3 separate regions of the Mus musculus genome follow, and regions 1 and 3 are each linked to region 2. A link is a loop called in an ENCODE intact Hi-C map of the cell type or tissue named here. Cell type or tissue: heart. All regions are shown on one strand.

Region 1 (8,000 bases), 150 kb before region 2:
AAGTAAATGAAATACAGTTTTCTTTTTAAAGTTTGGTTAGGATTGAAAATACAGTTCTGTTGCTATAGTACCAGCCTGGCATGTGTGAAGTCCTGAGTTTGATTCCCAGTACCACACTCGGTGTGGTGGTGCAGCCTATAATCTCAACACTTGGGAAGCAGAGGCAGGAAGAGCAGTTCAAAGTCAGCTTGAGCTACACACAGCCTTATCTCAGATACATAGATAATTTTATAGAGATTAATATTTTAGGTATTAAAATAGCCATAAAGTTATCAGGTAATTAGCTACCTATATAATCTCAAATGATTTTATTTCTAAACTCTGAAGAGTTTGAGCATGCCATGTTCTTTTTCTTTTTAAATCATGAGTATGTGTGAGTATCTGCGTGAGGGCAGGGCCCCTGGAGACCTGTGTTTTCTATTTCCCCTGGAGCTGAAATGCATGATGGGAACTTAATGTAGGTCTTCTGAAAAGGTAGTATGTTCTCTAATAGTTGCCTATTCCCCTCCCCAACCCCCTTTGTGTGTTTTTTTAAATAATTAGGTAAATTCATAGTCGTTTAAGAACTCTTTAAGTCAGCTTCACATTGATGGGATCGGTTTCTTATATCACCATTCTGATAGACAACTACGTGATGTGGTTTCTGATGTAAATTCCACAATAAAATATCATGTATCCTGTAAGTCACACTTCACTCATGCTAGAATTGGACGTTGAAGTGACCTTTGAAAAGGATGCAAGACAGGCATGCAGACAGAGTAACTCATGAAGAACACTGCATGTAGCTATGCAGACAGAGTAACGGTGATGAGGGACCCTGCATGCATCCATATAGACAGAGTAACTCATGAGGAATACTAACTGCAAGTCTACAGGGCCATCAGTTCATCCCTTCAATCTCTAGTCATCGACTTCATGACCAGACTATTGAAAGAGTTATTATTCTCAAGGATTTAGGGCCTAGTAGTTGACCTTTTGACATTCTTAACTATGGTGTGAACATAATGCTTGCTGGGTCTCATAATTAACTTAGTCTCCTTACATTGGTGTAGCATCTCATGAAAGGAAGGCAGGCAGAAAGACAGCAGGAAGTAAAGAATTCATGACAATTGTGAACCTTGTATTCAGATGCTATTGAATTTAGATTTCCTCGTTTTATATTAGCAACTGTGATCCCCTTTACCTATAAGAAATGAATACTCCAGAGAAAAGGGTTATGCCTTTTACATTCGGAATCACTGGTCTTTAAGATCCCCACTAATACTGTTTTCTAAGGGCAGTGTCTTTCTTGCACCTATGATGTGAGTATTCCAGGGACGGCTGTGTCCCTGAAGTGACATGAAGACAACTCCAAACATCACCTGGTTCAAGTGAACCGGAGCTGGTACTTATTAGTGTGAGTCAGAGGGAGGTGAAGCTGTGTGAATCCCGTGTTACTCACTTTAGCCAGCAACCCAAGGGGACTTTAATTAAGCCTGGTCCTTCCTGGAGTGGTCACTTACAAGCTCGGGGGAATGCCAGATCTGCTGCTGTGTCAAGTTTCACCTGCCATTTCCTTTATCATTTTTTTCTTTTTATTTATTTTATATGAATGTAGAACATAGAAATGTTTGACTAGCTGGTGTTTCTGTTTAGTAATACACACACACACACACACACACCCATACAGGTGGAATGGATTGCTCACATTGTGGGAGCAGGTGTACCTAAGCAGAATAAATTTTTTTGGAGGACATTCACACAGTCACCAAGGATGGCGCCTAAGTTCCAGTCATTTTATAGAAACAGCGTTGGACGTTATGCAGATGGCAATTGATAAAGCCCACGCACCATCGTTCCCCATATAAAAGTGACTTATCAATTGCACATTGCATCCAAACCACTTTTATTTTTCAATGGTTGTAAGGCTTGGGGAACAGTACTTAAAATGCTGGCTGTATTGAAATTAATGATTCATCCCTGTGATTAATCATCCTGACAACAGGGAAGGGAGCTATCGAAGTCATTGGTGCCTTTATGCTTCTAAGAAGCGAGCAGAGACTAGGAAACTAAGAGCTACCTGGGCAGGAGCAGCAGGCTAGAAAGCCAGCTGTGTTGGAAGGAGGACTGAACCTTCAGCTGCTTCTTGGTAAATGCCTATGGTCTACACTGAATGTATATTTCCAGTGTAATTAAAAGGTTTTCTTGGTGACTGATAACAGATTGTAATCAAATACATCTGTCACTTGAGATTTCTTCTTCATAGCTATGTCTAAAGCTTTGAAATCCCAGAGGACAATTGGGCATTGATTGCTAACCTGGCCCTGATGCTAGGTTTTCAAGTCTTTGGATGCCCAATGCTGCAGCTGGGTTGACTCTCAGGGTACAAATAGTTGGATTCTGTTTGGAAAATGTGATTCCCCTTTCCTAATTATTCTTTAACTAAAAACAAGGCCCTGCCCTAGTTTTTGTTTGTGGAGAAAAACAAATACCCTGATACAAAGGAATGTAGGGAGACATTGATAATTTAGTTCACAGTTCTACATCCCTGTGGTCCATCATTTTGGGACAGTCAAGGCAGAAGCCTGAAGCAACTAGTCACATGACAGTCAAGTCAGCATAGAGAAGGCAAGCGCGCATGCTCAGTGCTTGGTAATCTTTGCCCTTACACAGCCCAGGGCTCTGGACCAGGAGTGGCACCTGCACGTTCAGTCTGGGTCCTCCTACATCAGGTAGGCAGTCAAGACAATCTTCCACGGGCTTGTCTACAGCAATGCTCTATTCACACGTGGTTCTGGGTCATTTCAAACTGACAATTAAAACCACCCATCACAGGCCCCTAACTGCACAGTTACCAGAGAACTTTACCCACGCAACATTAATAACCCAGCATACCACTGAGTCTCAAAACTCAGTGGTACAGATGGTGTTGGTCTCTGAACATGTGTTGTCTATTTGAGCACAGAACTAACAAAAACAGCCACACGAACATTTGATTGAGTGGGGTTTTTGTTTGTTTGTTTGTTTTTGTTTTATTCCTACTAAGTTTTACAGCAAAATGTTAGGTTTACATTTTGTGGCATCATTTCCTAAAATTAATTTTTATTGTATTTTATAAATTAGATGGTGGTCACGACCTTGCTAAACACCCTTTAGAAATTGGTCACAATAATAACCACATGGAACCTATAAGGGAGCAATATTTTAAAATATTTATGTCAAAACATATGTTTGATCTTAATTTATTTGCTAAGGTGGTGGGAAGGATAATATAATCCTGGAATTTAGGAATTTCTCCAGGGTGGGGCAAGGTGCAGAGTTCTGTCATGGCACTTTTTACCCAGACAGAAAAATAATGCCTTTTCTCCATTGTTGTTTCCAGGTCTGAGAGGATACAGGGAATCAAGCGGCTTTCTCCTGAAGACGTGGAGTCCATGCGGGACATTCTGACAAGAAGCATGTACCAAGTTCGACAAAGAGTATGTGTGAGCCCTCTGCACTGCCTCCTGCCCTACCCTGCCTTGCCCCTACCAGGTCTTCAGTCCTTGTTCACACTGTTCTCCCTGAAGTAGTCTCTGCAGCTGTGAGGTTGGCACCAGTGGCCTTAGAATAAATGCAAATCCAAATGCTGGCTGTAGGGGTCAGGCTGCCCCAGCTGTGCAGCTGAAATGTTCAGAACCCATAGATCTGCCTGTCCTAAAAGGGAAGACAGATGCAGCCCCCCTCCCGTAGTGAAGAAAAGATGGCACCAGGATTCTGACAGCCGTCGGGTTACCCAGTAGGGTCAACTATGCTAAAAGTTAAGAAACAAGAGTTTATTGGATCAGAATCAGGATGCTATATTGCTGAAAGCTCGACTATAGGGTCTTGGTGTTTTGGTCCAGAAATTGGTATGGTCTCTTCATTGTCTTTAGCAAAGGGTCTGAGTTAGTGACAGATAAATCAATGTCATCCCCACAGAAGCCTTTTCAGGTCTGACGGCTCAGTTGTCCATCCTATTTCTTGGCTATGATTAAATATGTCTCTTTTTGCTCTTGGTAATGGCATAGATCATGCTTTGGATGAGATTAAGAAGCCGTCTAAGCTGTTCATTCTCAAGTAGAAGATGCTAGGGTCAGCAAACTTGGGGATCATTTTGAGTCAAGGTTATAGGATACATGTAAGTTAAGAGGTCTCTGCTGAGCTCCTGCCCAGTGTTCTTTCTAAGACTCCAGACTTACAATGCCAGTGAACATCAGTGGTCCAGAGTTCTGTGTCAGAAGTGTTGATGACTCAGGGCCTCCTTCAGAAAGGCTGGAGGAATACAGGTCAGCTCGGTGACAATGTTCTTACTAAGCGCTATGGCTTTCAAATCATTCCAAGCGAAACTGTTCCAGCAAGACTATCACGTTTCACCTCCACTAAGTAGATAAGAACTTCCTGGTGTGGAGAGTGTGGCTAGCCTAGTGAAAGCCAGGCCCACTGAGTACCTGGCACTCAGTGTTTTCTCCATCTTCATGATACGAGGAAGGAGGCTGAAGTTCTGAAACTCCAATACATTTTGAAATGGTCCACTGCCCACATTCTCATTCACTCCTCAGATATAGAGGAAAAATAGGTGTGTTGTTAGCATTCTGTCAACTTGACACAAACTAGAGATATCTGGAAAGAAGGGACCATGGTTGTGGGCTTGCTTTCATCATACTACCAGTAATCAAGTCTTGGGGAGCATTTTCTTGCCTGGTGATTGGTATGGATGAGCCAGATAGCCACCTTCTTCTTTCATCTTGTCTTCGGCAGTCTCTCTTCTATGCTATGCAGCATCTCACTTCCTTCCTGGAATATATTGCCTGTGTTCATTAGAGGGTTCATTGCTAAGCATTAAGTGGAGTCAAATCAGAATAGAATTAGTGAGAGAGGGAGTGAGGGGGCATGATAGACTGCAGGTACCTTTTGCCTCCACTCTTAGTTTGTTGGAAATATACCTCACTGTGAATCCCCTTTCCTGTTAGTCCAGAATGACAAACACCATTGAGGAAAAGCAACGGGGAGGAAAGGGTTTATTTGGCTTACACATCCCAGTCACAGTCCATCACTGAGGGATGTGAGAGCAGGCATTTAAACAGGAACAGAGGCAGGGATAATGGAAGAAGCGCTGCTGCTTCCTGGCTCACTCCCCTGGCTTCCTCAGCCTGCTTTCTTATACCACCCAGGACCACCTACATAGGGAATGGCACTGCCCACAGTGGGTTGGTCCTTCCATATCAATCATGAATCAACAAGATGTCCCAAAAACTGGGTTACAAGCAATATGATAAAGACAGTCCTTCAAGTAAGCTTTCCCCTTTCAAGGTGTCTCCAGTTTGTGTCAGGTTGACAAACCAACAAACCAAACAACCAAACAACTCCCCTAACAACACACCTGCTTTTCCCCACTACCTCAAGTACTTCTACAGTTATGAAAGTCTTATACTTTTTCAAAGGAAAATATCCTGGAAATGCTACCCTGAACAACTGAATATCCACTGTGTATAGTGGACGGTCTACTGCTCGAAGGGTCGACACAGACTGTGTAGAGGTCGTCTGTTGTCCTCACATCTGGACAATAGGAGCAGGACTGTTGGATGGAGACATTTATCACTGTGCATAGTTTAGAAGAGTCTGTCATGGGGCTTGGTAGTCACTTCTGGGCAGCGCCAGAAAGAATATAGGGCCGGATTCTAGCCTATCCTAAGCCATAGTTGATATGAAACTGTGGTTTTCCCACTCTGATTCTGGACACATCTTTTTAAAATACTTCCTTTTAGCATTTCCAAGATAGAATATCCATGGGTGGGGGGAGGTGAAGGACTAATTTCAGAGATTCCCAGTGGCACAACTGCAGAGACAGGGAGCTGCGCGACACAGCAGGATGGAGACAGAGAGGCGCACCCCAAAATTATCAAGGAATAAAGCTCAGCCCAGACTCTAAGGCAGTAGTTCTCCTAATGCTGTGACTTTTTAAAACAGTTCTTTACGTTGTGGTGACCCCCAACCATAAAATTATTTTCATTCCTACTTCCTAACTGTAATTTTGTTACTGTGATGAGTCATGATATAAGTATTTAATATGCAACCCTGTGAAAGGGCTGTTTGGAAGTATGTGTTTCTGTATTCATGTCTTATCTCTGGGGATTATGGCATCTGAGAGCATGTTGCCCCAACAGACTCACACCTGGCTGGAAGATGAGGTCTTCACTCCTGGCAGGTGGTTTGTGGCTTGTCGTCACCACTGCTTGTTTGTGCTTTCAGTCTTTGGATATTGTGTTTCTCTCACATAATAACAAACTTATTGCCTTTTCCTGGGGTTCCTCCTACCTTCCCTCAGAGTTGATTAGTTCTCAGGTCTCTCTCTCCTACACTTGTCCCAGGGTAGAACCCACTCAGGGCTGCAGGCTCAGTCCAGTGAGCCTGGCCCATGTGTGTCTGAGTAAGCACCCTGCCCGATATCTCCCTGATGGTTCTAACATCTTTTTTGTTTGTTTGTTTGTTTGTTTTTGTTTTTCGAGACAGGGTTTCTCTGTATAGCCTTGGCTGTCCTGGAACTCACTCTGTAGACCAGGCTGGCCTTGAACTCAGAAATTCGCCTGCCTCTGCCTCCCAAGTGCTGGGATTAATAGCGTGCGCCACCACCACCTGGCTGGTTCTAACATATTAAGTCACTTGAATGTCTACTTGACTCCCACAGATGACTGTGAGCAATTGAAAGACCTGAATTTATAGTTATTCATTTTTAATCCCCTGCTTGCTATGGTGCCTAATAGAATATCCTTTTTTTTTTTTTGTTATTGAAGCAATTATCTTTTTTAAAAAGCCACAAACCAGTAAGGAGGACACAGGCAACAATAACCTCCTTATGCAGCAGAGCTTTGCAATTCATCAGCACATGCACAGGCACACACAAACACATACACACACATGTGCACACACATACACACACGGACGTGCACACACATATATACAAACACACATGCACACGCACACACACATCACTTACCGACTCCAGGGAATCAGACATTCACTGATGAACTTGGAGCAAACATCAATGGGGACAAGAAATTCCAGTTAACCAAACATATGTTTATGGATAGATATTGACCTGTGGTCTATGATAGCTTTTCAGTGTTTTGAGGTGAAGGCAAGAAGAAAAAGTCATTTAAAGTTTGTCAAGCTGTTCCTTCTGGGCTCTGGTCTTTAAGTTAACGAGTATTTTCACTGGGAAACCTCTACCCCTCCCTCTCCCCCTTTTCCCCTCCCCACCCCTCCCCCTCCCCCGCCCCATATCCCTCCCCGCCCCAGTCTGCTTCTTCCTCCCTTCCCCCTTTCCCCTCCCCCTCTCCCCCTCTTTCCCTGTGTGTGTTGTCCTTAATTATAAGCAGAAACTTTGTGGAAATTTCAAAATTAGTTTTAATGTTTTTCTTACCCATCACATCAATAGGCTTAGCACTGAAAATAATCTTGGGAAGAATGTGGGTATGCAGGACAGTCACAGCCTGTGGGTGCAGTAGGGAGGGTTGGGCAGAGGGGTAGACTTGCTTCGCCATCCACAGCCATAGCCAGGCCTGAGAGTCCTGAGGCTGCTTGCAGCCTTACTCCCACTGAGGCTAGCTCAGTCATGCCAGAGGCAAATCTGAGCCCATGCTATCTACTCTGTCTTGGGCACCACTGGAGGTAACGCTGGAGTTCTTACCTGACTGTTATTGTGCTCTACTTACAGACCCTATCCTACAACAAATACAACCTCAAACCCCAAACAAGTGAGAAGCAAGCCAAAGAGATTCTGATCCGTCGCCAGAACACCTTGAGGGAGAGCATGCGGAAAGGCCAGAGTCTGCCCTGGGGAAAGCCGGTATGTGGGGCTGTCACCAAATAAAGGGACCTATCCTTGGGGCAGAGCCTCATCAGTTGAGGGCAAGTCACTCACTCAAGCTTCACTTGCTACCAGAGAGATGGAAAAGCCTTAGGGGCAAACAGACTGGAACAGCTCCCTCCTCTGGATCCAG
Region 2 (8,000 bases):
TTGTTTTTCTAATTTACAAAGCCCACAGCCTTCAGTACAGAAAAGCATTCTTGCTGACTTACAAAAGAAGTAATTCTTTCAAAATCAGAGTGTTAACTTTGAGACGCTGGCTTTCAACTTTGGTTTTGTCCTACAAATGTAAAGTCAAGGAGAACCAATGGGTCCTTTGGTAAAAATGTCCCATGCGCTTTTGTCATTTTAGACCTTGTCCTATAACAGACACAACCTGACGGCAGACACAAGCGAGAGGCAAGCCAAGGAGATCCTGATTCGCAGGCGGCACAGTCTTCGGGAAAGTCTCAGGAAAGACAACAGCTCAAACCGCGAGCGCAGGGTAACGGCTACCCCCAGAGTCGCAGGACTTCCAAGGGCAGAGCCCTCAGCTGTTCCTCTCACCAGCTGACAGGAAGAATCTTTGGCACTGCTGGTTAAATGGCTGCCAAGGGCCAATTCCCAGCTACCCTGGGATGGAACAAATAATAAAATCTTTTTACCGTGCATAGAGCCATACTCCTATAGCCCCAACAGCCCCAAAGGCTGAAGCAGGAGAACTGTTTGAGGCCAGCCTAGGCAATATAATGTGAGACATACCTTAAGAAAAGAAGACAAATAACAATTTATTCCTTTTATAGACTTTCTTTTGCTTTTGTTTCATTTGCTTAAAATCTTATGTAACCCAGGCTGGCCTTGAACTCCCTATATAATTAGCCAAGGGTGCCTTTGAACTCCCAATCATTCTATCTCAAATATTCAGGGTCCATAGGTCTGCCTGCATGGCTCCACCCATTTTATATTTAAAATCTAGTTTTGTCATACAAATGTAGCTTCCGGCAGACAGTCGCTGGCATTTCTGTCATCTGAATAACACTTTCTTTCCCAGGCTTCCACTTCAACCTCCCGATATTTATCCTTACCTAAGAACACAAAGCTTCCAGAGAAGCTGCAGAAGAAGAAGAAGGTTTCAAATGCAGGTAAGGATTCTGCCCGGAGGAGAGACGCCTTCCGGCCTGTTTGTGGATGCTTATGAAACAAAACTGTCTCGCTTTCTTCGTTAAGGATGAACCCAATCCCTTGTGAAGCTCAAGCAACACCAGGGTGTCCTGAGTTAGCATTGTGGCCTTATTGGACAGATGCCTGTGTATAGTATAAATAATCTAATCCCGTGGTTTTCTGAATGATTCTTTAATTATAGCAAAGGCAAGTCCTTTTACTGTGGACATATTCAGCATCAAATACAAAGTTGTAAATAGAAAGATATACAGCATTTACATTCGTACACTAATTCTAATGTGTTTTCATGGAGTGGACCATAGATTTAACCTCCTTGTTTGATGATAATCTCATGCACACACACAAGCTCTTCTCCGTAAACCACAGCATTACGTTAGGATTCTGTTTTGCTAATTTATGGGAGGCAACAATTCAGACACTTTTGCAAGCACCTTTGTTTGGTTGTTTTTGTTTGTTTGTTTGTTTGTTTTAGATTTTGGGTTTTTTTGTTTGTTTGTTTCTGTTTGTTTCCGTTCATTAAGAAGAGGTTACTTGTGGGAATGGAGGGAGAGTTGAGAAACAAGAAGCAGGGAAACAGAGGGCAAGATAGCGACTGTCTTGTTACCCCTGCCTGTGTTTTGAGAGAAACATTCAATTCTGGTCATGCCAGCTGGTAGGCAAGGGCTGGTTCCCAGCAGTGGTCTTCCCATAATTTCCAGCCCCCAGACAGGAGGTCTAATGTTTACTCAAACTTCTCCCTTGGGCTTAGTAAGTATACGTTAATGCTTGGGTGCTTCTGTGGGCACACAGAACGCAAATATCCACGTGAAATTCCAGATGAAGAGATGAGTCTAAGTAGCAGAAAATTCTGTCAGGTTGCTTGCCAGTGTCAGAGACAGAGCTGAGCCTTCTTAGAAGGATCCTAGCAGCAGCTGAAAACAGAGCCAGAGTTTCTCAGGCTGAATTTCGGCCCCAATACTTACTTGCTAATATCTGTTGGACCTACAACCTCACTATAAAAGTAGGGGGGAGGTGATGAAATACGGTCAGTGGGGAAATGTATTTAGCAGTTAAAGTAAGCGCTTCAAAATTAGCACGGGCACGCTCTTGTGACACAGATATTCAAGGTCACTCAGCTGGAGTTAGAGTGAGATTTCTGACTTTCCCATTCCCCAAACTCCCCCAGGAGGGGATGGGACTCCATGGGGCTTTGCTGTGACTTGTGCTATCTCTGTGCTCTGCTTGCCCACACTGCCCTTCTATTCTGTGACAGATGGAAATAGCAGCGACTCGGACCCAGATGTTGGAACCACTGTGCTCAATTTGCAGCCCAGGACCAGGCGCTTCTTGCCAGATCAGTTCTCAAAGAAAGCCTCCCAGGCCTACAAAATGGAATGGAAGAACGAGGTGGATGTGGGTTCTGTGCGAGTGCCCCCCAGCGTCTCTCCAGCGCCCCGCAGTAAAGACGGGGGCACCCAAACACCGGGGTTGCTGAGGCAGCCCCTGCTCTCCAAAGACCAACGGTTTGGCCGGGGTAGGGAAGACAGTTTGACTGAAGACGTTCCACCCAAGCCCCCACCAAGGTTGGTGCGACGAGCGTCAGAACCCGGGAACAGGAAAGGCCGCCTTGGCAATGAAAAGCCATGATAAGAAGCCAAAGCCGACTTGGGGTGAATGGGCTAGCATGGCTGTGACTTGTTACTCAAACCTGATCTACCATTTAAAATCCTCTACCTAGAGGCATTCTTTGGGAAGTAGAGTCAAGCCACTGATTCCCAGGAGGAGCGCTGCTTATCTATCCCAAGAAGAGGAAGTCCCACAAAATGACTTTTGTGACTTTTGGCTAGTAAATGTATTCTTTCAAGGCCTGAAAGAAAAAAAAAGTGTGCCTTTACTGAACTTGAATGACAGAACTTGAAAATTTTAACGCGCCTTTGTTGGTGAAAATTTTAATATATTACAAATATGCCTCAGATTTATTTATGAAAAAAATGTGTTTATCTGTAGTGATTTTTTTTAAGGGAATGACACCAAAAGTGTCGAGAATATTTTTCCAAGGGGGTGAGGGTCAACTCCTAGAGGTGGGTCCTAAGTTCCAGATCCTACCATTTCCATGCTGAGCTGAAGGACTCAGTGAAGAAGAACATTGTCCCTAGAAGAGGCTTTGACTGACAGTAATAGGGCACAGGTTGGAATGGGTAGGCACATGAAATGGTGTGACTCTCAGAGTGTGGGTGGGAAGTCCCTGTACAACTTTAAAACAATGAGGTTCAGGCTGCTCTTGGTCCATTTCTGTGTTTTTCCTGGCTTTGGAGTAACATGCACTCTCCACCTGCCACCTCACCACACCCCCCTTTTTGTCTAGGTACAGACAGATTCACTCGGGCAAAAATCAGCCCATAGTGTTTAAAGACTTGGTGGCAGCTTCTGAGAAGTCCTACCAGTGAGGACCTCTTGTGGCCATTGTGGACATGGCAGCCACTAGAGACCGCTTGGGTTTTATGTTGTGTGGGGCTGGGAGGAAAGGGAGGTGGTTCCTTTCATTAGGGATCCAGGATCACCCGCTTTAATAAAATTGTCCTGTAGTGCATTCAGAGCTGCAAGCGGGGAAGGATCAACGCTTATACAGACCGCCTTCCAGTGTTGAAGGAAATGGTGAGTCTTTGGGTTTGACTTTGGATGAGGAAGCTCTTTGGAGAAAACCCCCGCTTTTTGCACTAGTCCTTAATTTGTTACCTCTTTCGCCTTTGATAATGTAGTGACTCAAATCTTTCATTAAGAATTAGATTCTATTCTCTGGAATACTTCTTAGGAGTATGGCAGGGAGAAACGGTGGGACGCAATCACTAAAGGTTCATATTTAAACCAATGTCTCTTAAGCTGCAGATTTATTAATTATTAAAGATTCATATTTAAACCAATGTCTCTCGAGCTGCAGGAGATTTATTGACTTCTCATGTGTTTTCGGAATTTCTTCTTTAACACTTTCCTGGGTTTACATTTTAAATGAAGCCAGTACTATAGTTGTTACCAGAGATCTCTTGGCCACAACAAAGGATACAAAGTAGCTTGGAAGGACCCTTTGCTTTGTAGGAGCTGTGATAACCCACTCTGACTTAAAAGTCCCGGGGGCAGAAGACTGTCATTGTTGGTGACTGCTGTGGGAAGCCCCAGCCCACTGGGACCCACACCATGCCTTGGAGTAGCTGAGCCTTGGCTGCATAAAGCAAGCAAATTAAGCACAAACCTGAAAAGCAAGCCTGGAACCTCCCCCTTTGTTTTTGCTTCAGTTCTTGCCCTGGCTACCCTCAGGGATGGACTGTGCTCAGGCATGGCTGGCCTCGGGCCAGTCTGATCCAGGCAATTCTTCAATTGAGACTCCTTCTTCCCAGGTGAATCTAAATTGTGTCAAGTTGACAACAAGCTTAACTAGGACAGAGGGTAAGGACATGCCTGAGTGAACATAGGAGCAGCTCTGTGGCTCCTTTCTCCACTACAATTAACGTAGCGTTTCTTGTGTTCTTGTCTTAAGAGGCTGCTAGGCCATCATGTGAGCCTGAAAATAATGCACACACAGTTAAAACATGTCCTTCCCTCCCCAGAAGTCCAAGATAGATTCATGGGAAAACATGAAAACACAATTGGAAAGCTACATGCTTAGAACTCCGTGCCAAAACAAACAAACAAACAATCTCCATTTTAAATGACTATATTTTTATAAACCATGTATTTCTTCTGAGAAGAAATCAAAACTTTTATAGGTATTTTTACTATAGAGATAGAATTCATAAAATGCTATGATGTTTGTTTTCCAAAATACATCATCACTGTGCATACTAATAATGGTTTATGACTTCTGGCAAGGAAGACAGAAGTTAAAAATAACCTACATATAATTTTACTGGTTTTCTATGTTAATAAATATTACAAAGAGTAATAACTTTCTGAAACTGAAGGAAGAACCATAAGCCAGCATGTGGTGACATTTCGGGCTAAATCGACACAAATTCAGCTTTCACTAAGGAAAACATCCTAATAAATGAGTAATGCTATAAATTTTAGAAAAGGAATGCCCAAGTAGTTTTATCTTAGTTGTCAGTTTTTAATCTGATGACAAAGTCAATAAGATAAATTTGATGTTGGCCTTTTCTCTGTTGTTGCTTCTTTTGATGATTACTTGATGCCAGTCACAGTAGAAAAGGGTGATATAGACATGAACCTCTGCAAGAGCATTGTCAACTTGTGAAGTATCGAGCCAGTCCTTAGCTAGGGACTTAGCAGCCATCTTGGCTATTACATCAACCGTGTGGACATACATTGCTTGTGTTCCTCTAGGTCCCACTGGTCTAAGGATGCAGCTTAGATCTGCCAAAGGGAAGCTAGGACATGCTTGCTGTCAGCTTGTTATCACACAGGTGAATGTTCTTAACTTGGGACAACAGAATAAACCTGTTAGTAAAATTGGGAAGCAGAATAGGGAAGTTCACCCTGCACTTGCTTTAGTACCTCAAACTCAAAGCATCATAGCAGTGAAGATGGGAAAATTTGATATCCATTTGGGGGGGTGTGGGGGAAACAGGCTATGTAAGGTTTGACACTGGCTATAGATCCAGAAATACTCTTTGGTTCTTAGAATGAACCTTGTGGCACTTAGCAGTGAGTCTTACAGGAGGTGACCCCTGACCCCTAATGACCCCACCCATGTCTCTGACTGCCACCTTCATTTCAATCTTATTTGTTTTCCTTCGGTGTCTGCACTGAAGAAGGGATTCTTATTTATCAAGATAGAAGGGTTTCAGTTGACTGATTAAAAATACAATTTTTCCACTTTTGCAGTCTAGAATTACCATCTATCATTGCTCCATGTTTTGATAAAAATAGCCATATTCTGTTTTAAAATATTTTTTATTATTCTTTGAAAATTTCAGTGTATTTTTTTTTATCACATCCACCACTCCCATGACTTCTCCCAGGCTTATCTCCGCCTCTCTCCCCACCCAACTAACTGTCATCTTATTTGTACTGCCCAGACATTCTTGGGTGTGGGACAGCCAGGAGATGGCTGACCTGCCAGGTTATACTGTTAAAAGGACTCTGCATCCTCAATGCCAGCGGCCTCCTACCAATCAGCAGTAACTCCTCAGGTAGGACTGGGGCTTCTTGCTTCACCTCCACCCTGCTTCTTGCTCTATCCAGTGATTCTCAACCCTGCATGTTAGGTATGTGTTGGGGGATCAAGGGATAATCCAGATAGAGAACAAGCAGTATTTTGCTTCTTCAGTGGGCTACTTGAAGGACTTAGGCACATCACACTTCATGCTGCTCAGCTCACGGCTGAAGCCTTCCAAATATGGCTCCCCGGTCCTCATCTTTTACTTGTCTCTCTAGACTGAGCTGTGCGCTTTCTGCTCTGTGGGCAAGCCGTGCTTTCTGAAACATACAGTTCCATGAGAGGCCAGGTTCATAGTATCTCTCTGGGGCTGGAACGTTGTGGGTGGGTGTGTAAGTTCCCTTCACAAACACCCCCTGTCTCTAAAACAAGTTTACACACAAGTCCAGGTTAAACTAGATGGAGGCAATCTTCACTTATACAGAGACAAATTAATGCAGCCTCAACCTGACACTTCAAACAGGATTAGGGACATTATGCAGAAGAATTTAAAGAACACGACACACACACACACGTTAACTGAACAGATTTAATTTCCCTGAGATTTTACCCCATAAAATGATATAAACACCTGATCAGACCAGTGGTTGCCCAAGTTTTCTGTGTAAGCAAATCTCCTACACGCTCCTCAAAGTGACCCTCAGCAGGAATATGCTGGGGCTGGAGCTTAAGCGAATCCCAGGACGCGATGGTCTAGGGACCGCACTCTGAACAAGACACCAGCCAAGATGAGATGAGAGCAACTGTTTACCAAATAAGAAGGCAGAGCAGAAAAACAACCATCACATTAACAAATTCCCAAAGCCACTAATACAGGGTAACAAGTCTTTCTCTAGATACTGGTGGATCTGGGTTGTCAGTATCTCCACGTGTCTTATCAATTTTAAAGTCTAAGTTTGTTTCACTTAAAAAATAAAGTGCTATGGTTTTAAGAATACAAACATGGCTTTGATAAGCATTTGAAAGAAAAGTCCACTGTCTTTGAGAGTATAGCCTTGGTAGAAACACTTCTGAAAGCTTACTTCATGACATCATACCATCAGTCCAATCACTGTCTCTCTGAGGCTCATCTCCGTGACATTCAGATGCTGTGTGAGGACATGGCACTGGTGCCATGCTTTGGTCCTTTAAGAGTTCTTAGCGCCTGTGTTAAATTCACAGTGGAAACAACTTAAAAGTGAATTGGTTTTCTCACAGCCAGAGAGGAAAGGGACGGCATTCAAGTTATACTTCCAACAGTCATAAATATTTGAGTTTATCGCACATACAACATCTAAAACTATGAAAACACCCTTTTTCTGATTTATAAATAGACATTAGAGTTATGAAAAATTAGTGCATTGAAGAACCACTCACAATTACATGTGTGTTAGGTTGAAAATGGGCATCACACACTTAAGAAACAGTCAAGAGGATTATACGGAATGTGGATTTTCTGTCTGTGATCCCAAAAGGTGGGACTCTGGAGGGGTTCTCCAAAGCCCAAAGTGACTGAGTCCCAAAGAGGAGAGAAGGCAGTCCTCAAAGTTTTTTGTTCCTGGTGCACTCTGACTCCTGAGAGGAGGGGAAGGTGGTGTACCCCAATTGCAATCAGTAGGTTTAGGGGTCATGTACAGTTAACTAGTAAAAACAGTGTAGTCTGCAATTTTTACTTTAATCAAAACTATCATGTATCAGTGTTCCTCTCCCCTCCATGAGAAATGGCTACAGGGGCTTTAAAACCCACGGGTCTGAATTCAGCGAGGTCTGTGTATCTGAATGTCAGGGGATAAGGGCTCAGCATTTGATGTTACCAGGGTTTAAATAAAGCAGATGCATCGGTTGGTCTCTGGGATTTGGG
Region 3 (8,000 bases), 87 kb before region 2:
GAAAAGCCACTAACACGTTTTAAGTTAGTCCAGACAATATCTAACTGTTGCTTTCAGTCATTCTGTGGGTACAGCTGAAAGCAGAGGTCTCAGGGGCTGAGCTCCTCCATAGGACCCTTTGGGGAAATGGCCAAGCCAATGGTAACAGCGGTGCCACCCTAACTTTCCTCACTGTGTCAAACACCATACCAAGGAAAAGGATAAAGGATTAAAGATTTGTTTTAGCCTTCAGTGAAGAGCATTCAGTCCAGGGTTAGTTGATGCCATTGCTTTGTGGTCTGTGGCAAAGCAACAGGACACATGACAGAGAAAGCTACATAACTCAGGTGACCAGGAAGTGACAGAGAGATGTCCCAGCACCCCAAAATGCTCTTCAAGGTTTTGCCCTCAATGACCTAACTTCTTACCCTTAGGGCTCACCTCCTAAGGGTCCACAGCCATGTAACACCACTCCTCTTAGTGACCAGCTTTTAGTGTATGTAACACTGAGACAGATTTAAGATGTAAGCATAACAGGATACATGTAATTCTTTCTTTCTTTGCTTTGGGTAAAAGATGAAAGTGTGTGTGTGTGTGTGTGTGTGTGTGTGTGTGTGTGTGTGCGCGCGCGTGTGTGGTACATGGCTGAAGTTCATAGGACAGGCTCAGGTATTTGTTGGTCCTCGCCCTGTCCCTTGTTTGAAAGGGGTCTATTATTGTTCACTTCTCTCTGGCTTGGGAGCACCTGGGATTCTCCTGCCTCAGGTCTTTCTCCAGAGGAATACTGGGCTCACAATGTGTGATACCACCACATGGATTCTGGGATTCAAACTCAAGTCTACATGCTGGCTCTTCATGGGCTGAGCCATTCCCCAGCCCCAGCAGGTTGCTCTTTATCTCCTCTTTATCACCCACAAGACTGAATAAAAAGATTTTCCCAAGTTTTACAAAAACCGATTAGTCTTTGCAGTAGCAGAGATTTACAAAGGACAGTGACTCCAGCATCTGTGACCTGTGTAGATACTCTAGACAGTGAGGTGGAATGTCATTTATCCTACGATGCACAGTCGTTCTCAACATTCTCACGCCTAGGAATAACTGTCTGACTGCGTGCTTGCCCTCCTGTGATGTCACAACATCTAAGAATAACTGTCTGACTGTGTGCTGCTTACTCTCCGCAGAACTTCATCCTATTAAGAGTTATGCTCTTAAACGACCCCTAAAATATTCTTCATTGTTCTATTTGATAAATAATCTAAAATTGGTAGTGTGGGGTGGAACCAGCTTTAGCAAGGTCAGGCCTGGGTGTGGATACCTTCTAGAACTTTAATCTAGAAGGGTGTTCGTGTGTGTGCAGTGCTTCACCTGTAAAACAGATACAGTTTTTCCCTCCCAACTTCGGTATTTGTGATAACCAAAAATTCAAGTGAAAGTGCTTTCCCAGCGCCTCTTCTGGAGAGAAAGGCAATTCGAGAAAGAAAACACTTAGTTAACAAGTCCTTTCTTAGAAAAGAGATGGGAGAATCAGTCGTTGATATGCAAATGCCCAGCAGGGAGGAAAAGGGTTAGGCTCTGCCTGTTTCAGTAAATCTTTACAAGGAAACAGAATCTTCACAGGCAGTTCCACTTCAAAGCTGGAAAACTGATACATTCTGTGCCGATTCTGTATCAACCCTGAGACCCATTCTACTTCGGGCTAGAATGGTCCCTGCCTTTCCCAGACTCAAAGGTTCCTTGCTTGCCTCTATTCAGATGGCCTCCGACGACTGACATCTCACAGATTCTGTTAGACCTTTCTGTGTCAGACTGAGGGGTGTATAAACAAGAGCCGGAACCCTGTGGGAAAGATAAGAATTTTTATTTTATACGTTTAGGGGAAACCGTGTGGGTTAACTGGGAGGCAGATGGTTTGGTTTCGGTTCCTTTCAGTTTCTCACCGTGAGGACACCGGGACAGTGGGATCGCAGGCAGGGCACCTGGCAATGCCCCTGCGGAAGGTCGGGCTCGGGAGAAGGGCCAGTTGGCGCTGGGAGAATCCCGCTTTTCCAAACCGCAGTCCATCCTGTAATTAGCCGAACAAGTCCGTCTAAGCTAGGCAAATCACTGGTTTTCCACGAAATAGTTATGTTTCTGATGCCCTCAGACAGATTCACCTCGAAGCCTAAAAACAGAGACTTTTTCGTCCCCAAAGCTGGGGGAGGGAAGAAAAGTGGAGTGCACACTGTTACAAGGAGTGGAAAAGCGGAAAGACAAGGGTTCTGGGAGAGCGTGGGAGCGCTGAGTTCTCAACCGGGAGTTTCGGTGCGCAGAGAACAGGCTGTGTTCAAGGTGCTTTGCTCTTCCTTCTCATCTTTCCGAGGCCCCGAGAGGCTCCCCTCGGTGAGTCGGTCTCTGCAGACCCAGCAGTGGCGAAGGCTCCCCAGTTCCTCCGCGCCCGGCGTCGCCTCCCTGCCTGAGCCCGCGGCGCCTCCTCGCGTGCCAGCGCCCCGGGGTGTCTCCTTGCAGGAGCCTGCGGGGGGAGGGGGCAGGGCGCGACGCGTGGGTCGCGTCGGTCCCAGCCCTGATGGACGGCCGACGCTGCCTCCGGGGCGGGGACAGCTCAGGCCACCGTGCGCACCGAGCACCTAGTGCACCCACAGCTCCCGGGCTCCCAAGAACAGCGGCTCTTGGTCCGCGGGCGGGCTAGAGAGCGGCGCGACCTTCGCCCCCGCGTCGACTGTGGGTTGCGGCAGGTGCGCGTCGCACCGGGTCTCCGCGTCCTCCCGCCCCGCCACCGGGGCGCCGCGCCCGCCCCGCCCCGCCCCCGTCCCCGTCCCCGCCCGCCCTCGGGCCGCCCCGGGCAGGGCCTGTAGCTGCCAGGCATGGGAGGGCGGCCGGCGGCGGAGGGCGGCTGAGCAAGGCTGAGCGCGGCCGAGGGACCGCGCAGTGGCCTCCTGTCGCTGCGCGCTCCCCTCCGGGCCCTGCGAGGTTCACACCCACCGAACTGGTTGGCGACAGGGCCCCGACCCCGTGGAGGCGGTGGTGTGGTACTCTCGCAGTCCCGTTGAGTTAGTAGTGCTGTCCCTCCCGCGATGCTCTGAGGGAACCCAGATCCTACACCAGCGTCCTCTGCTGCGCTCATAGCTGCCGACCCCATGGGCCCCCGGGGCACCGCGCACAGCGTGCGGGCGCCACTGTCTTGGCTGCTGCTGCTGCTGCTGTCTCTGCAGGTGGCAGTGCCGGCGGGCGCGCTGGCCGAGACCCTGCTGGACGCACCCAGGGCCAGGGGTGCCAGCTCCAACCCGCCAAGTCCTGCCAGTGTGGTGGCCCCGGGAACGACGCCGTTCGAGGAAAGTCGGTTGCCCGTGTTCACCCTGGATTACCCCCACGTGCAAATCCCTTTCGAGATCACTTTGTGGATCCTACTGGCCTCCTTGGCCAAGATTGGTAAGGAACTGTACCCGTGGGTGGGGGCGGGGACGATCAGACTGGGGATCCTGGTGGGTGACTCGCCAAGTAGGCAAGTAGTTGGTCTCAGATAGTGGCCAGCTCCTCCTGCACCAAGGCAGCCTTGGACGGACAGATTAGCTCCTGTGGTTGAAAGATCTCCTGTTCTTAATCCGACGCTGGCCTTGGAAAGCCGGGAAAGACTGGCCCATAGCATAGAGACCCACTGTGAACTTCTGCTTTGAGCGTCAAGTTTGACAGGTCTGTGCCAAAGTTGAGGGAGACTTGCTTGCTAACTGAGGCAGGGCTTAGCTAGATTGTATATCATCTACAAGTAGAGAGGAGAGTGGAAGTGGGCAAGATCTTGGATGGGAGAGGGTGCGTTGGCAGAACACAGACCCTCCTCATGTCCCTGTCTGATGAGGTGCTTAAATTGGGACTGTGGACACCTAAATGCTTGCCACTACAACACCAGTGCCCTGTTCTTTCTCTCTGGGCTCTCTGGGCTCCTTCCTCTCTAGAAAGCCTTTTCTTCTTTAGAGGTAACTGGAGCCAGGGAGACCAGCTATTAACAAATAATTAACCCATCCCCAAGCTCAGCCCGTTTTCTCATCTGTTAACCTGATCACTCCATCATAACGCCCGCTCACCATTTTACTCTGTATGCAGTATTAAAGCACATTCGCTATCGCTGTACTGTTCAAAATGTATGAGGTCAGAAGAACGCGGTGTTTTCTATGCTTTTGCATTCACCTTGTGGGATGCAGCTTTCCATACATCTCAGCCTTTCTTAGGGAACCTTTCTGATGATCAGGGTGAGGCATCGATGGTTACAACACAGGAAATACTCCTCGGCAAACACAATATGGCTGGGGATAGATGCAGGGGTCACATCCTGGCCTGACTTATACAGACTGTTTTCAAGGATGACTAAAGTCTGGTCAGTGTGAGCTGTTCACCGGAAACAGCATTCTAGAGAGAAACAAAAAGTGTGACTGGAAAGGGGTGGGTCTAAGCAGGTGGCAGGGATGGTTTGTAAGAGTGTAGAACTTGCAAGCTAAGCCTGGCATTGACTTCCGAGGTTAGATTAAATCTATTAGCCTGTGATGGTGGTAAGCAAAGGTGTCCTACACTACATAATGACTCTGCAGTCTGGAATTGCTGGCTCTGGCATGACCAACTAGCTGCGCGTGCTTTAATTCCATCTGAGCAATGGTATAAGAGACATGGACTTCCCTATCAAGCAAACAGCCACATAAGCTCATGGTCTCTAATAATAGCCCGAGATGCTCTCTCTTTACATCATCCCCCACAGCATCCCTGCCCTGTAGGGATGTGCAGCTGTGAATACTCTCACCTCAGAGAGGTGGAAACCAAAACTGGAAAGTCCATACTATGACCCACAAAGTCGGACCCACCAAATGCACACAGGTAGCTTGCCTCTGGTTCCCTGCCTGTGCCTGAGTCGGAGCCCAGGAGGGCTGCATTTGTGACCTTTCCCATTACTGCTTTTCTGCTCTGACACCCTCTTCTGTTCTTTACCCCTGATTATTTTAATCAGATTAATTACACTAATAACAGCCGCTAGTGGGCACTTAAGTTCATTATCCCTCATTTTCACAGCCTTCATCCTGGGTAGATATGATGGCCCTGTTTTGGGGAGGAGGAAGCTGAGACATGAGGTAGCTTTGCTGGTGGGTGGAGAGACCCAGTTCTAGGCCGAGGAAGGCCTGATGCCTCATCTTTGGTCCTCTCTGAAAGAGTATTCTGGAATAAGGATTAGAGGAGAGTGGGTTTGTCCATTAATCCTGGTTGTCAAGGCAGGCGTGCTGCTGGTGACAATGGCCACGGTGCTCCAGAGAGCCACAGTGCTAGGTGGCCCTTTTTTTTTTTTTTTTTTTTTTTTTTTTGCTGTCTCTGTGCTTCTTGCCTTCTGTTTATTCCTGAGCTCTTGTTCTCTTGGGCTGCCTTTGGGAGTCCTCTCAACCCAGCTGTGGTATTCCAGTCATCTTAATGGACATCGTCATCCTAACCGTGTGGAACTTGGTTAAATGTGTCCATGCTTATGTGAGTCAAAGTTTGCACACAGGCACCTTCACGTCTCTGTTAACCATGGTCTTAGCCCTCTTCTGTTTCACAGGCCACTATGCCCTCACAACGCCAGATTTGACCAAAGTTATAATACCTTGCACATGTATCCTCCCAGTCCATTGGCTTTCCTTGGATTCTGTACTTCTCAGGCCACTGGGGCAGGGCAGAGATGACAGCACTCCATTCTTGTCTCTTTTTCAGAGAGGTTCAAGTCCACAGGTGTTGGCTCCCCGATGTAAAGGGAAAGAAATAGATGTTAGAACAGGAAGTGGAATTTTTCAAGTTAAAAAGGAAATCTGTTGTTTGGAGTCTTTGCCATTTTCTTTCTATATTGTAACCGATCCTTCTCTTGCCTCCTTGGCTGCTCCTGAAGGAATGTGCAAATACCCAGATATACTGAAGTCTCCTTTCCACATACCCTCAAGTCTTTCTCCAGCACCATCCTGCCCCGCCCCAACCCTCTACTCTCTCTTTGGCTTTGAGCAAACCTGCCAGGGTACAGCAGAACAACTTCACAGGCCAGGAAAATAAGTTCTGAAACAGGAACCATGGAGCTTTGTGCTTAATGTTTATATTTTATGTATCAAATATAGTGTATTCACTTACCTATCTCCAAGGCCAAAGTGTCCATGCAGAATTAGAACTAAAATAAACCCATTCACATTGTAACTGTTCAGCTTCAGCGTCTAACGTTATTTCTAACTGTGTATAAGTTCATTAAGCTGTATAGACTTTGGGTCTGGTTAATGTCAGCAAGTGACGTTTTTATTTATTTGCAAGCCTTGATTTTTAATAGCAAGGTTTATTTCAAAATTAAACAGGTTCTGTTTTAGCTTTTGTGCTTGAAGACTTTTGTTTGGGAGCGGTTCACTTACACAGGTAGCTTAAGTTGCTCACAGTTGGGAAAGGTGATGGAGTTCAACACACATGGAGATATAAGGTTATGGGGCAACACAAATGCCAGCTCATATAGAAAGCGTGGTTTCTGTTTGGGGCATTTTAATGGAAGTACCTGGTGTGCTAGGACTTACCTGCTCAGAGAACAGGGAGAAATATTCCCTGTGATTAATCTAAACAAGGATGAACAGGCTGCACCTAAGAACATTTGTAGGAGGTTTAAATACCAGTGGTGAACTTAGAATGGCTATCTAGATTGCATTGCTTCAGGTCTTGGAAGTATTCTTACAAATCTGAAAGCACACTTGTTCATCTTGTTCTACACAAGGCCTAAGTCAACTTATCTTCTCCTTGCTTTATCTGCTTATTGGGGGGAAAGTCAACGTCCTCATTATTTGGCTAGAGATGTAGTTCTGCAGTTATAAAATGTCCTGCAAGCCTGATTGTAGAATTGATGAGATGGGTGTGTGTAGAATAGTTTAGCTGAATGAAAAGAAAAAAAGTTCATTGATTTTAGCCCACCTTGGAGCAAAGCACTTCCTCTCCTTTTCCTTAGGACCTCTTGTCTGGACACTCTAGAGTCTCACTGTGCATGCGTTTCTCACAATGCATTGATTCTTTTTATTTGTACAGAAAACTCCACATCCTTTGCCTACTGAATCTTATGTGCCAGGATATAGTTCTAAGCTGACCTTAAGAGGCATCTAGAGGAAGACGCTGAGGTCCTGTGCTTACCACTGTCTGTGTTGCTTTCTCTCATGAACTGGGCCATTGAGGGCTGCACTAGCCCTAACCTGAGTGAATGTGGCTGTATACTTTACTTCTGCTGGGGTTCAGGGACAGAGCACTGTCTCTAATCTTTAAAGTAACTGAACTCTGGTCTTTGTTCCAGGATTCCTTGTATGCCCTGTACAGCATTGGGGTCTCACTGTGGGTGTTTTATTTGCTTTTGGTACCTGGGCGGGCACATTGTATTATTACTATTATTATTATTATTATTATTAATTATTATTATCGCTATTTTTGAAAGGCAAACCATTTGGATCATGAAGATGTCTGTTCTGGGCTTCAGGCTGCCTTGAGTTTAAAACATGAGTCTCAAAAGTTGTGTATGTTCTTGGATTTAGAGATCCTTGTCTCTGAAAAATATGTCTCCTTGCACTTGCCTTATGCTTCGTCTAGTTTTTCCCAAGCTCGTGTGTTATCTAGAGAGGGACAGGATGGAGTTCATGGCCTTTGCATCTCCTTTTGTACATCCCATGTGCCTGCCACCGTGTGCTCAGACCTAATAATGCCCACAAAGCGGTCCAGGGTCTTTTCTCTTGAGAGCAACACATATGTTCAGGGTCACCCATATATTTTCAGTCTGAAAAAGGAAGGCAGTAGATTTTTCATTTCTTTCTAAAGATGAATTCAGGCATCATAAAGATGATGTCAGGACATTAGAGTCACAGTGTTCTCATCTTTACAATAACAGCAGGGTTTTTTTTGGTTTGTTTTCTGTTTTGTTTGTCAATTGAAAATCTTACTTCTTATCAACTTTAACAAGGATAATTTTATTTACCATTATTGAGGTGCTTAGTTCTTGTAGAATTTTCATGTGCTTT

What was found. A loop is a pair of places that touch in the nucleus more often than their neighbours do. Peaks named below come from ENCODE experiments on the same cell type or tissue, not always from the same donor. Only the 100,000 strongest peaks of a DNase experiment are listed, where the experiment ranks them.
Region 1: a loop joins it to region 2, with 15 times the contacts of the local background. A loop is called at or near these places in 4 of 42 quality-filtered maps.
Region 3: it touches region 2 in a loop (2.2-fold over the local background); 4 of 42 quality-filtered maps call a loop at or near these places.

Annotation. Positions count from the first base shown.
Region 1 is chr1:40,615,679-40,623,678 of GRCm38, forward strand. It overlaps Slc9a4 (solute carrier family 9 (sodium/hydrogen exchanger), member 4), which reads left to right. Exons shown (of 12, transcript NM_177084.3): 9 at 3,362-3,458; 10 at 7,715-7,846. Among named protein-coding and RNA genes, the nearest start is that of Gm35801, 39 kb to the left of the region's middle. In heart, a CTCF peak has its summit at 3,622; no DNase peak of the experiment used is centred here; H3K27me3 peaks cover 270 bases.
Region 2 is chr1:40,765,363-40,773,362 of GRCm38, forward strand. It overlaps Slc9a2 (solute carrier family 9 (sodium/hydrogen exchanger), member 2), which reads left to right. Exons shown (of 12, transcript NM_001033289.2): 10 at 203-334; 11 at 881-971; 12 at 2,264-3,523. The coding sequence ends at 2,637. Mfsd9 (major facilitator superfamily domain containing 9) reads right to left here. Exons shown (of 6, transcript NM_172499.2): 6 at 6,678-8,000. Gm37915 (a long non-coding RNA gene) reads left to right here and starts at 5,952. Exons shown (of 3, transcript XR_865367.2): 1 at 5,952-6,134. In heart, a CTCF peak has its summit at 3,455 (motif pointing left); no DNase peak of the experiment used is centred here.
Region 3 is chr1:40,678,761-40,686,760 of GRCm38, forward strand. Slc9a2 (solute carrier family 9 (sodium/hydrogen exchanger), member 2) reads left to right here and starts at 2,952. Exons shown (of 12, transcript NM_001033289.2): 1 at 2,952-3,405. The coding sequence starts at 3,114. In heart, no CTCF peak of the experiment used is centred here; no DNase peak of the experiment used is centred here; H3K4me3 peaks cover 2,103 bases; H3K27ac peaks cover 1,000 bases; H3K27me3 peaks cover 6,140 bases.